2 separate regions of the Homo sapiens genome follow, and region 2 is linked to region 1. Evidence: chromatin contacts called from ENCODE Hi-C or POLR2A ChIA-PET data. All regions are on one chromosome and are shown on one strand. The core of a region is the stretch at or near the end of the contact, and the rest is flanking DNA. Distances in the headings are between cores, read along the strand shown.

What was found. Hi-C counts contacts between places; a loop is a spot of excess contacts on that map. ChIA-PET counts read pairs that join two places held with the same protein, here RNA polymerase II (POLR2A). Pooled maps may share reads with other maps.
Region 2: a loop to region 1 is called in a map with no recorded cell type, with 9 times the contacts of the local background. The contact joins the enhancer-like site here to the promoter of DGCR6L in region 1. A Hi-C loop is called at or near these places in 1 of 37 single-sample maps with no recorded cell type and 4 of 50 pooled maps. POLR2A ChIA-PET finds 5 or more read pairs at or near these places in 1 of 52 experiments (OCI-LY7).

The regions. Positions count from the first base shown.
Region 1 is chr22:20,318,810-20,325,845 of GRCh38, forward strand. It overlaps DGCR6L (DiGeorge syndrome critical region gene 6 like), which reads right to left and starts at 1,251. Exons shown (of 5, transcript NM_033257.4): 1 at 1,070-1,251; 2 at 830-990. The coding sequence starts at 1,179. RefSeq lists silencers at 597-891, 928-1,157, 1,288-1,417, 1,608-1,657 and an enhancer at 1,537-2,324.
Region 2 is chr22:20,747,299-20,754,334 of GRCh38, forward strand. PI4KA (phosphatidylinositol 4-kinase alpha) reads right to left here. Exons shown (of 55, transcript NM_058004.4): 24 at 5,812-5,882; 25 at 5,605-5,729; 26 at 4,376-4,457; 27 at 3,995-4,078; 28 at 2,607-2,696; 29 at 285-404. Among named protein-coding and RNA genes, the nearest start is that of SERPIND1, 23 kb to the right of the region's middle. RefSeq lists enhancers at 1,266-1,315, 1,326-1,505, 1,576-1,935, 3,028-3,147, 4,169-4,966. Within about 2 kb of position 3,398, at least 11 of the 41 ENCODE cell types and tissues checked have a DNase peak (open chromatin) inside an H3K27ac peak, as active enhancers do.

The DNA.
Region 1 (7,036 bases), core at 1-2,500:
CATCTCACCAAAAAGACTTACCCAGCCACAAATGTCAGCATGGCTGGGTTGAAAATCCTGGTCTCCAGGAATGCTGAAGACTCTTGGTGAATGCTATGCTGTCACATGTATATATTTTGGGATGTCAAGAACTAGAGCAAAACGTTAACTATTGAACTTTAGTGAAGAGCACAAGCGTATGCACTATACTATCTTTTCAGCTTTTCTAAATGTTTTAACTTCTAAAATAAGAAGTTTGGGAAAAATAACAAAGGTGGAAACTGATGGTGCAGGGGGACCTGCCCTATATAATTTGCAGGAAAGGGCTCCCAAGCCCACCAAGCAGGCCTGGCTCAAGTGGGAAGCTCTTCGGGTTTGGGAGGGCGCCACAGGAGACAGTGCTTAGGAATTTGATGTGCAACTGGAATGAGGCCCTGCGAGGCCTGAGAGGGAACTGACCCTGAAAGACGCTTGCTGCACAACTGTCAACAGACTTCCAACTACTGAGGGGCAATGCTGCTGCAGTCAGCGCCACCACCAGAGTCTGCCTGCAGGCCAATCAGGCACCGAGGCCTAGGGCCATCCTGTCTGGAAGCGCGTGGGGCACAGGGAAGCCCGAACAGGGAGTTTCTGCTAAGAAGGTGGGTGCTGCGCAACTGAAAACAAAACTGGTTGGACCCACTGATCACCAAAAAGGCGCTGTCTCAGTCTCTGCGCCCGTTGATTTTGTCAATCTTAGAGACCTCTTCCGAACACTTCCAAGGAAGGAGCTGATCTGCACAGATACCAAGAGCTGCCCGGAGGCGCCGACCCGGAGGAGGCGGCACCTCATCCCGCTGCCCCCGCGCACCTCGGTGCTCGTTCTGTAGGCGCAGGCGCTGGTTGTACAGGCTCTTTTCGGTGAGGTGCTGGATCTCCAGTAGCCCCTGCACGATTTCGAACACGGTGCCGTCGAGAAGCGCCAGGGCCAGGTCGCTGAGCGTGGTGTAGGACAGGCGCTGCTGGAAAGAGCTGCGGGTAGGGGGGCGCGGTGAGCCCCGGCGGGAAACGAAGCCGCCTCCGCAGGCCTCCGCCCGCCCCGCCTGCGTACCTGGGCAACTCCTTCACCAGGCTCTGTAGCGCCGACAGCAACTGGTAGTGTCGCTCCTGCTGCCGGGCACCGTCCGCCACCTCCTCCAAGGCGGCCGCGTAGCGCTCCATGGCGCGGACGCCCGCTAGCCGCCGGCGGCGGCGACGAGCTCCCCCAGCTTCACGACATCCCGAGCGCGGCGCGTCCCGCCCCTTTTACGATTGTCCCACGCGCGGCGCGCTCCGCCCCCTTTTACGACAGTCCCGAGAGGGCCTGGCCGCCTGCCCCGCCCTGCCCCGCGCCCCGCCGCCTGCTTATTCAGGAGGCGCGCCCCGCTCCTCTGCGGAGACTCCAAGGAGGGTTTTGCTCAGCCCAGGCTCGCACCTGCCTGCTCCCCGCGCGACATTAAAGGCGAGACTCCGCCGTCTGGATATCGCAGGACCACGGAGAATCCCACCGGCCCTTGCTGAGTCATTGCGGGCCGAGGTCCGGGCTCCGCGCCGGCGCGCCTGCGAGGTGGACTGTCCCGGTCACCGGCCTCCCCAGAGGCAGGGGTCTCGGGCCAGAGCCCACAGGACCTGGGTCTAAGGCACCATCCGCGGCCGAGCAGTGGCGCTGGGGTCTGTCTGCGTCCTCCCCGCCCCCGGGGTGAGACAGACAGGACCGCCCTAGAGCCTCTGGGTCAGGACAGTCGGAGCCAGAGTCCCCATCTGGGCCTCCGTGGCCCCCAGCCCGTGAGCCCAGACTGCGCTCTCCCCGCTCCACAGGCCAGCTGCTGGGCCGGGGCTGGGGGGCTTCTGGTGGCTGGGGCTGAACCGTCTAGGAACAGGCTTTAATAGGAGGGGCTCGGGTGGAGGAATGGCTCCTGCAAAGGCCCTGCCAGAGTCAGGTCAGGTGGGTGGGCGAGAGGACCAGTGTGGCCAGGCTGCGGAAGCCAGCACAGGAGACAAGGGCGGGTGCTGTGCATTACAGAGGCTGCTGGGGGCTTGTCCATAGAGCAGCAGGGGGCACGGAAGGGCTTGGGGACGCAGACACGATCAGACTTGCATTTCATCAGGCACTCTTTAGCTGCCTGCTGGGTGGCTGGGCTGTGTGAGATGACCCTGCTTTGACCAGGTTAGGAATTATGACTGGTTTCCAGAGAGAACATTGGTTAGTAATTGGCTATGGGGAAGAGGGGGCGTTGAGCCAACCAACTGGGGTCCCCCTGAAGTGCCAGCAAAGTGTCTGGTTTTCTCCAGGATCTGTTTCCTCAGTCCCTGGCAGGATTGGCTCCCCTGCACGCCATGTCCTTGTGGTCCCTTCCAGACAGAAACCAGGCATGAATAAAGTGAATAATGACAAGCGCTCAGGCCACTGCCGTGGAGGGCGGTCCACAACCCAGAGCTGGTCATGCGCCGGGCACCCTGGCCTCCAGGTCCCTCAGAATGGCAGGAGCTGGAGGTGGGACTCGAGATTGTGGGAGCTGAGTCTGTAGTGAGTGACCAGGAGCCAGCTGGGGCTGGGCTTGGTCACTGTCACCTCCCCCGGAGGTGGTGAGTGGGATGATTAGCTGGGTGAAGACGCCTGCCTGTTTCACCAGTGTCCCTGCCCTCAGTCCCCCAGTCCATGAAGAGTGTCTGTGTGGAGACTGGGAGGATATAGGGCAGCCCCACGTGATGATATGTCTGTGGCCAGCTGGGCAACACTGTCGCCAGCTCCGGGGTCTGCCAGGTGGGGTGGGGGCTGTGAGCCACAGCAGGAGCAGGCCAGGCCTGGGTTTGGACACCTGCTCCTCTGCCTTGTCCGGGTGCTGATGCAGGAAGGCCCCTTCTCCAACCCTTGGTGCAACGTCTGACCTGAACCAGCTTCCCCAGCCCAGCAACACTGCTCCCCTAATGTGGATGTCAACCTAAAGAAACAAACTGAACCACAGTTCATATAGAGAGTTTGTCTGGGCCAAGGCTGAGAGAGCTGCCCAGGACACACCAAGTTGCCCTGGGAGTGCTTCATTCAGCCTTATTACAAGCAAGTTTTTAAAGACTGAAGGGGACAAGGAGTGGGCTGATATGAAGTCAGCAGGAATTCTGACTGCTTTCCAGAGAGAACCCTTAGTGACTGGCTATAAGGTGTTGGACTACTGGGTAAGAGTTATGGTGTCCAGCGTATGGCTTTTTATGCCTACTTGGTGTCAGTCTGGAACCCACAGAGCAATTGGCTTCAAGAGGTCGTTAGCTCAAGTAGGAGTGGGATGTGACTGCTGTTTCATTCCAGTGCCTCTCTGGGCCAGATAATTAAAGGGAGCTCACATTCCTCAGATAAAAAAGTTCCTTTCGCATTAGGAGAAATACGTAATGTAGATGATAGGTTCATGGGCACAGCAAACCACCATGGCACGTGTATACCTATGTAACAAACCTGCACGTTCTGCACATGTACCCCAGAACTTAAAAGAATATATATATGAATATATATATATACTTTATACATATATATATAAACTTCCATTGTGCGCGCGCGCACACACACACACACACACACACACACACAAAGTTCCTTTTCTTTTTCATGGACATGAGCAGTATGTCACTCAGGCATGGGGACTCCTGGGCCACCTCTGGGTCTTCAGGGAGGGCCTGGTCTGGAAGGAGGGGTCTCATCCTCCAGAGCCCCAGGGATGGGTGATATATGTGTAGGAATGGGGGAGCTGGTTCGCAGACGTGCGTTTCCCCTGTGTGTGTGGACACGATGGGCCCCATGGCTCTTCCCGTCGGGTGGTATCCACCGAAGGCCTTTGCTCTGCGGCCACTGTCCACCTCCACTTGGCCTCCCGAGTCCACCAGGCTGGCTGGTGACACCTTGGGTTAGTGTGGGGTGACTGGTGTGTGTTGGGGAGCTGCAGGTCCCCTGTCTCTGACACAGCTGTGTCTGGGCAAACACCAAGGTTTGAAGGAGTGGGTGCCTGTGTGTGTGTGTGTGTGTGTGTGTGTGTGTGTGCGCGCACGTGTGTCAAAAGGCTTTGCTGCATGCCTTTTGTGTGGCTCTTTGTCACATGTGCCTTTCTGTGTTTCTCTGTGAGTTTTCATGTGTCAGGTTGTATGTCTGTTGTGTGGGCGGAGAAACAGCTCTGCTGTGGGGCCCTGAGCCATTGCAGGATCCCCATAGGCCATGCAGAGGTGCACACAGCACCTGACCTAAGCCTGCTCCTCCCAGAACATCAGGCTGCACCCAGGCCACCGCTCACTCCGTCTGTCTCCCGAGACTGTTCCTCACTTCCTGCCTCACTGGCCCTGGTGAGGGTGAGGCTCCCTGCCCCCGGCCCTCAAAACAGAGCTGCAGATGAGGACGCCACCCAGCTGCAGTGTCAAGGGGCTCCTCCACAGTGGGTGTCCCGCAACGCATGCTCTCTGACCCCTTTTGTTTCAGTGTTGTCCTTTTTAGTGTGTGGCACCAGGACAGCAGGGAGCTGCCACCTCAGGCTTCTCTTATTTTCACTCTGTGAGTAATAAGGTCTGAATGAGAGGGGCTCATTGTGTCTTTACTGTCAAATCAGTCAGGCCTTGGCCTTGGCATGTCTTGCGTGTGCTTGACAAATGTATTGCTCATGGGGTCTGGTGGAGGCACAGCACCCTTTTAGAAGACAGGGTCTGTGCGGACCAGTTACGGGTGACATTTCCTAGGCACAGCTCTTGCCTAAGTGGTGTGGGATGGGAGGAGGGCGGGGCTTCCCACTGTCCCACCAGCAAAATGGGCTGTGTGGCCAGCTCCTCAGGACCCGAGAGCATTTGCTCCAGGTTGATAAAATGTTGCGGTGTTGGGTGGCAAGAGTAGGATTGAAACCAGCCACCCAGTTGGTGCTTTGTTACCATCAGAAGTGTTTGCTGAGTCAAAGCAAATGGCCACTCAAAACTGAGTGGGCTGAGTGTGGTGACTCACACCTGTAATCCCAGCACTTTGGGAGGCCAAGATGGGCAGATGGCTTGAGGCCAGGAGTTCAAGACCAGCCTGGGCAACAGGGTGAGAGCCTGTCTCTACAAAAAGTTTAAAAAATTCGCTGGCATAGTGGCATGTGCCTGAAGTCCCAGCTACTTGCCACTTGGGAGACTGAGGTGGGATCACTTGAGCCCAGGAGGTCCAGGCTGCAGTGAGCTGAGATCACACCACTGTACTGCAGCCTGGGCAACAGAACAAGAATCAAATAATAAATAAGTAAGTAAGTGAGTAAATCCATCCATCCACCCCAGAGTGAGTCAGCTGGGGCTGCTGCATTGCTCCTCCCTCACCCACAGGATTCCCTGGTTCCAGCCAGGAGACGATGGTCAACAGCCACTGCTGTAGTGGTGCCTAGTTAAAACTCTTTGGTTTCTGTCTCTGTAAAAAAAAGTGTCTAATTGCATTTGGGCAAAAAACTTGCAGTGAAGAGAGAAAAAGAGATGAAAGCAACCTGTGAGGGAGGCTCGGGTTGACGTGCGGCATGTGCTGTTTGAGTGTGATGAGTGTGTCGGTTTGCACTGTAGATGCTCAGGAAGTGAGGATATGTGGAGTGCTGACTGTATACATGATGCCTCCACTGGCTGGCTGAGTAGAGTTTCATGAAACAATGTTGGTGGACTCAGCCCTGAATCCCTCAGGCATTCAGAGAGCAACCTCTGTCTTTTTTTTTTTTTTTTTTTTTTTTGAGATGGAGGCTCGCTCTGTTGCCCAGGCTGGAGTGCAGTGGTGCAATCTCGGCTCGCTGCAACCTCTGCCTTCCGGGTTCAAATGTCCTGGCTTTAATTTCACAGATTCTTTCTTCTGTTTCTTCTGTTTGATCAAGTCTGCAATTGAAATTCTCTATTGCATTTTCATTTCATTCATTTATTTATTTTTATATATTTTTGAGACAGAGTCTGTGTCACCCAGGCTTGAATGCAGTGGTGCCATCTTGGCTCACTCCAACTTCCACCTCCCGGTTCAAGCGATTCTCCTGCCTCAGCCTCCCTAGTAGCTAGGATTACAGGCATATGCCACCATGCCTGGCTAATTTTTGTATTTTTAATACAGATGGGGTTTTGGCATGTTGGCCAGGCTGGTCTTGAACTCTTGACCTCAAGTGATCCGCCTGCCTCGGCCTCCCAAAGTGCTGGGATTACAGGAGTCCGCCACGGCACCCAGCTTGCATTTTCATTTTATTCATTGTATTCTTCAGTTCTAGAATTTCTGTTTGGTTCTTATTATTTCTGTATCTTTATTGAACTTTTAGTTTTGTTCATCTACTATTTTCTTGATATTATTGAGTTGATATATACATTCTAGTAAATTTCACTGAGCTGTCTTAAATCAATTATTTTGAATTGTCAGACAATTTGTAGATCTCTATTTTTGGGGGGTTGATTACAGGAGATTTATGAGTTTATTTTGGTAGTGTCATATTTGCTGATTCTTCATGATCTACAGACTTTCATTAATGTCTATGAAGAAGCAAATACCTCTTCTTTTTTTTTTTTTTTTTTTTTTGAGACAGAGTCTTGCTCTGTCACTCAGCTGGAGTGCAGTGGCGTGATCTCAGCTCACTGTAACCTCCACCTCCCAGGTTCAAATGATTCTCCTGCCTCAGCCTCCCAAGCAGCTGGGATCACAGGCATGTGCCACCACGCCTGGCTAATTTTTTTGTATTTTTTGTAGAGACAGAGTTTCACCGTGTTGTCCAGGCTGGTCTCAAACTCCTGGCCTCAAGTGGTCTGCCCGCCTTGGCCTCCCAAAGTGCTGGGATTACAGGTGTGAGCCACCATGCCCAATCTCTTTCTGTCTTTATAGATTGGTTTCAGCAGGTACAAACCTTTTCCTGCTGGATCCCTTGACTGGATCACAGTCAAGTGGGCCTGGAGCCATATCACATGGCTGCTGCCTGGTCTGCAGCTGAATCTCTGATTGGCAGGCCTGCTATCAAGGCATAGGTTAGTGATGCAGTTTCTGCTGGATCCTCAGGAGAACTGGACTGCCTCTGATACCCTGATTGAACAGGACTGG
Region 2 (7,036 bases), core at 2,148-4,647, 430 kb after region 1:
GGACATTCAAATCAAAATCTGATCACTGACATATCAAGCACTGATCCCCATAAATCCATAAATTTAAAAAAAAAAAAGCACAATAAGGAAACACTCATTTCAATGGCCACCTCTTCTTTGGGCCAAGGTGCGGCTTGCACCACTACCATTGTCAACAGACATCCACAGCACCCTGCATGTACTCATGTGCGTCATGAAAAGCGACAGCCGAGCTCTAAGCCTTCCCCTGCACTGTGGCTCCTATGGTCTAAGGGGTCACTGCTCTTCAGAAGGCTCGCACATACCCCAAGAGTTGTGTTCTGCTTGTTGTAGCCAGCAAAGTGAAGGATGCTCTCAGTGGCCATGGCCAGCCCCGTGTGCTGGGACAGTCCCGATACCCAGTTCTGATGTTTGTTCAGATATTCCTGAAATAGGAAAAACACATGGGGTTTCAGTTATTTATCTGATTTTTTTAGAGGCAGGGTCTCGCTCTGTCACCCAGGCTGGAGTGTGGTGGCACGATCATGGCTCATTGCAGCCTCGACCTCTTAGACTCAAGCCATCCTCCCGCCTCAGCTTCCCAAGTAGCTGGGACTATAGGGGCACGCCACTATGCCTGGCTAATTTTGCAATTTTTTTTGTAGAGATGGTGTCTCACTATATTGCTCAGGTTGGCTTGAATTCCTGGGCTCAAGTGATCCTCCCGCCTCAGCATCCCAAAATGTCAGGATTACAGGCATGAGCCACTGTGCCTGGCCTTGCTATTTCATTTAAAGGGGAAAATAAAACTTTATAAATTAAGGTGTGGGCAAATGGACCAAACACTGGGTTTCTGTCCTGGGTCTGCCCCTCCCTAACTAGCTGTGGGACTGTCAGTAAGTCAAAGCCCCTCTATGACCAGCTACTGCTCATTTGACTGAGGACAAGGCCAATTCCCCGAGCGGCTGTCATGCAGTCACTGCGGTGTTGCACCGTCAATGGGAGAGGGCCATTTATTCTTTCAGCACATCCTTGCTGAGCATCTGCTGTGGTAGCCACCAGGCAAATAAGCTACAAAGCCTTGGCCTTGCGGTCAACAGGCAGGCTGTGTGGTGTGGAGCCTCGGTTCTCTACTGCAGCATACCAGCAGCCTGGTGTGGGTGAACTGGACAGCAGGAACGAAGAACAACACCTGTGTCCACCTGGCCACCCAGTGGGAGAAGGGTGCTGGGCAATGGGATACCTGGCAGAGCCCAGGGGTGTGAGGGAGGCCTCCTGCTCTGGGGACCACAGGGGGCTCAGCCTGCAGGAGTACCAAGGACAAGGGTCTCGAGGGTGGGGGCAAGCCTGGAACAGATGCAGGCCCTGTTTACAGGCGTGAACCAACTAATTCCCTTAAGAAGAAATGTACAGGAGTATATACATGCAGAATTGTCTCAATGGTTTTGGGGGACTCCTGGAGCTCCAGAAACCCATCCTTGGACACTATGACGATGAAGAGTGACTAATAATCAAGTTTAAAAGGGAAGTACACTGACCAGATACCCTATTAAAACCAGACTACTCTGGTGGGTGGAGGAGAGGGCAGATTCGGGGAAGGCTGAGGCTGGGCACGGAGGGTGGGGAATAAGCACACTGCAGGGGAAGTGAAAGGGCAGGCCTGGGGCACGCCAAGGGGACACCTGGTGGAAAAATCAAGACCGCTTCAAGCCTTTTCATTTTCCATTTCCTTCTTAGGCCAGACCTGCGTGAGAAAGTAAAAAGCTCTATCAGCTGCTTTTTTTGTCCACTTAAACTTTCTAGGCATTAGAGGGGGCCTCCCCTCTTCAGACGACAGACAGCCTTGGGACCTGAGGCCCTTTTGCTGTAAATGAACAAAGGGAAATAGTTTCTTGCCACTGCGTTTCCACACAGCTCTCAGGGCTCTTGGAGCTGGCTGCTCTATCCTTCCTGGACTCCACAACCAGAAACACTTTTGAGCCTGTTTCATCTTTAAAGTGCTGCCAGGGTAAACCTCACAAGAGTTCCTCTCAGCACACCCACTCTCTGCTAACACAGATTCCTTCCAGAGGTATTTTTCTCATCTTTGATTCCTTTTAAGGCAATTCTTTCCTCTCACACCCTGTGGCATTACATGGTTTACTTCGTGGCCATCTGAGTTTCCAAACCAGTGTTTTTGTCTGAAAGACTCCCATGCACCTACATGTGCAGCTTATGTGGAGCTTTAATGGGACACAAGTCCCCAACTCTGCCTCTGCTCCACCAGCCTTGGTCAGGCCCCTGCCTTTGGGCACAGGTGCCAGCAATGCACTTGGCACTTAGAGATGCTGCCATCTGGCAGCCTCCCACATCCACCACACAAGCCCTTCCTCTCGTGAGCAGCCCCCAAGTCTTGCCACAGACCTGGCACCTCACCTGGTGTGAGCCGTCAGATGCCCTCCTTGTGCCCTGGCCAGCACTGGCCCCACAGGCGCTCCTAACACACAGAGCAGCCTCTGAGGCATCTATTATTCTCAGGCCCTAGACTGATGCTTCCAGTCTCCATTCACACTAGTGCTATTTGGATTTTGAGTTCTTCATGTCTCTGTAAAGCTTTTTTGGGAGTTTGAAGGAGCTTATGGCAATTGCCTTTTGATGGTTTCAAGTACCTGCAGGTGGGACTTGGTGACGGTAGGTGCCCACTTCATGGCCTCCTGGAGGATCATCCCACAGCGTGCAGCGAAGTCCTTCACAATGCTCTGGAAGAGGGTGAAGCTGCTTCTCAACAACCCGAGGTCAGTTCATCTGAGCTGCCGTAGTGACTGTCATGGGCTGAACTATGTCTCCCCAAATCCCTATGCTGCGCCTTAACTGGTACCAGTACCTCAGAGTGGAACTCATTTGGAGATAGGGCTTTAAAGAGGTGATTCAATTAAAAGGCTGATAGGGTAGGTCCTGATCCAATCTGGCCAGTATCCTTCCTTACGTGTGTGCAGAGGAAATCTGGACACACAGAAATACTGGGGCAGGGAGGAGGGTGTGCACAGAGGGAAGAACACGTAAAGACACAGGGAGAAGGCTGCCATTCACAAGCCAAGGAGAGAGGTCTCCACAGAAACCAGCTCTGCCAACACTTTGATTTTACACTTCGGCCCTCAGAACTGTAAGACAATCAATGTCTGTCAAGACCTTTCAAGCTGCCCAGTCTATTGTCTTTTGCTACAGAAGCCCAAGAGACTAGCACAGCCACTAAGTTTGAACCTCAAGGCCCCTGGGGCCAGGAAGCCCACACACACTATGATCTGTATGTAATTCCTGCACAAGGTTTGTGGCAGAATCTACAAGAATAACATGTCACAGGGACACTGTGCAACTTGTGTCCTGGGTCTGGGACTGGATGGAAGGGCAGGCTCTGCGTGGCAAAATCCTCTTCGGTGCCACACCACTCTGTGGGAAACTCCCCATTGACAGCTGGTCTGGCAGAGGTCCAGAGGTAGGACATGACTCAGCCCAGGCTGAAGGAGCTGTGAGCTGAGTTGCAGTCTTGCCACAGTGAGGGCTCTGAGACCGAGTTGGGGAGAGGAGAGACCCAGTACATCCTCCTCTTTTGGAGTGATTTATTCTGCCAGTTTCCCCATTGGATAGCACAAGTCAAAGGCATGATCCCCTATTACCACAATAACAAAATGTCAGTGCACCTCAGAGAAGTGAAGTCCACCTGAAAATCATGCTTGTGCGACGCAGACTCGAGAGGCTATAAACTGGCTGGTAGCTGAAGACCTCTTTGGCAGCTAAACCGAGAACACAGCTGAGTCAACATGGCTGAGGTGGGGGAGCTGGGCTTGGAAGACAGAGCGACCTGGGGGCAGCCAGCTCCCCTTGCACTCGGTGGAGCCTGGCAATGGCTTGGTCTCCTCACTGGGGGATGGGGCCAGCACCACCCACACCTCAAATTGCTGGGGACTGGGTGAGCTCATGCAGGTTGACCATCTCGTGGAAATACTCAGGGAATTGTGGTAAAGATGGCCCTTAGTGCAGGGGATCGTGTCGGGCCTACCTCACGGGCTTCGTACGTGTCAGGAACCGTGATCCGGTAGGGGGCGTCGGGGATGTCATAGTAAGGCTGATCCTTGTGAATATCCTGCAAGCACAGCAAGACTCCCTCTTCCAAACTGCCTTCCCCAAGTTGCCACTAGCAACCACATGGGCCACCCCTACCCACCACCTGTCTGTCTGTGACAGGCCTCCATACTTGATGCAACTTATTGCAAAACACCAGGTGGATTTGGGCCCCCTCACCCCCAACTCGACACCTGTAGCATTAATTATGTTCAGGCTTATTGTCAGAGAAGCATGCCACAACACAGGGCGGACAGGGCCGGCGGGGTGGTGGTAGAGCGGGTGGTGTTTGGGCCCTAGGTCTCCTGGGGACACTCACAGCGCTCAGTGACAGTGACAGGGTCTGCAGGATGTCCAGCATGGTCTTCAGCACAGTCCCGCTCCAGAGCAAGTGGGGAAACCTGCACCAAGAGCCAGCTCTCAGGACCAAGAGCCAAACCTCCAAGGAAGGTCTGCTTCTAGGAGCCCCCTCAGCTGCCAGCCCGAGCCCATATCTGCTTCAGGCCAGCTGAAGGAGGAGGTCGGGAGGCCCTTGCAGCAGGATGCCTGGCCTCCTCAGGCTCATTGCAGTAAGGTGAGCAACGCCTGGTCAGAAAGGCTCCCCAGGCCCCTGCCAGCCCCACTTCTTAGGGCCAGACAAACCTGACACCAACTGCCTTGGTTATGCACTGGCCAGGACACCCCTCACTTTCCAAAGCAATCCTCTTAGTTTCTGACCAGGGTTCTCCATTATTTCTCACATAATGGAGAAAACAACAGTATCTACCTGACACCCTGGGGTAAGACAGGCCATGGGCTCCGATGGCCCCAGGGCTGAAGGAGAGGTGTCTCTGCACAGCTGTGACCCACCAGTGGCCCACTGCTCAGGAAGCCCAGCTCAGACACACGCCACGTGTGTGCTGGACTCGTTCTCGTGACCCCTGGCTGGCTCCTGACCACCTGTGGTGGCGCTGCTGCCTGGACCAGGCACACAGTATCTGCAACAGGCTCCAGAACCACTGGATACCTCTGGGGAGCTGCAGGCAGCCTCCATGTGGGTGTTTTGCTGCCTCTGGCCTTCTCACCTTGGAGAAGCTGGTCCAGCCCACCTGTGAGAGTTCTCATCAGTGTGGGGACATGTCCCAACAGGGTCTGTTTTGGCTCCCAGAACAAAGAGTATACAGCACAGAAGGGTCTGTGTGGGCTTTTGTTCCTGAGAAGCCCAAAGATACTGATCCTACCAGGGGACCTCTGGCTGGGCCCTGGGCTAGAAGATGGTGCACCAGGTCATGCCAGAGTGGGTGGGACTGAGAGACACAGGGATGTGGCACCCAGCAAATGTGCTGTAAGTAACATCGATAGCTCAGAATGAACAGAAGTTTCTGCACCAAAATTCAGACTCTGCAGGAAACTCACAGACATTGGAGGGAGGCTGCATCACCCTTAGGAGTTTTCATTCTGACTCCATTTTTTCCTAGATTAATAATATAAGGATGATTTTTCCCAGCATTTGAAATCACAGAAGTTTATATACATACACACAAAACATTAGCAGGAAAATGAGCTTACTTATCCACCAGACCAGATAGATACTTGTCTGCCACCCTCCTTATCCTCTTGTGGATGTGGTTGAAGTTCACCAACAGGAACTGAGCGTGCCGCTCCAGCTCCTCCTCGTTCTCCTTGGTCTTGGCCTAGAGATGCAAAAGAAACAGGTACCGCAGTGCCCCAGATGCCTCCAGCAGACAGACACGCATTCATGCTGGAGAGGCTTACTTTATCCGCCATCATGTTCAGGAAGGCATCGAATACTTTGTCCGCGACTGCAATCACACACTGCATCATCCCTGAAACGAGAAGGTTTCCATGGATAAGGTGCAGCAACAGAGAGAGAATCCTAGCAACTTTCAATCATTTTCTTTTGAAATGATTTTAGACTTACAGAGAGTGGCAAAGACAGCACAGAGCTCCCATATACCCTTCACCTAGCTTCCCTGGATTTTAACATCTGCAGTAACCAGGCTGATGTGTCAAAACTGAGTCAGATATTGATATAATCCTATTACCTAAACTTCAGACTTCGTCTGGATTTCCCAGGTCTCCCACACATGCCCCGCTTCTGTTCCAGCATCCAACCCAGGACACCAGGTGGCATTTAATCTGTGTCTCCTACTCCTGTCCAATATGTGGTGACTCCTCAGTCTGTCAATGTCTTTTGTGACTTTGACACTTTTGAAGAACAGTTATTTTGTTGAATGTCCCCTAATTTAGGTTTGTCTGATGCTTGTCCATGATAAGACTAGGGTTACAGGATTTGAGGGAGAACTCCATAGAGTGGATGTGCCCTTTCTTTTTTCTTTCTCTTTTTTTTGAGATTGAATCTCGTTCTGTTGCCCAGGCTGGAGTGTGGTGGCGCGATCTTGGCTCACTGCAACCTCCGCCTCCTGGGTTCACGCCATTCTCCTGCCTCAGCCTCCTGAGCAGCTGAGACTACAGGTGCCCACCACCACGCCCGGCTAATTTTTTGTATTTTTAGTAGAGACAGGGTTTCACCACGTTGGCCAGGATGGTCTTGATCTCCTGACATCGTGATCCGCCCGCCTCGGCCTCCCAAAGTGCTGGGATTACAGGCGTGAGCCACCGTGTCCGGCCTGGATGTGCTCTTTCTGCATCACGTAAGTGGTATGTGATAACAGTATCTCTTATTACTGGTGAAGCTAACCTTGATCCCTTGGTTTGAGTTACCGTTTTTCCCTTTTTCTATTTTTTTTGAGACAGGGTCTCACTTTGTTGCCCAGTCTGGAGTGCAATGGTGAGATCATAGCTCAGCTGCAACCTTGATCTCCCAGGCTCAAGGGATCCTCCCACCTCAGCCTCCCTGGTGGCTGGGATTACAGATGTACAACACCATGCTCAGCTAATTGATTATTTTTTGTAGAGACTGGGAGTCTCACTATGTAGCCCAGGCTGGTCTTGAACTCCTGGGTCAAGCAATCCTTCT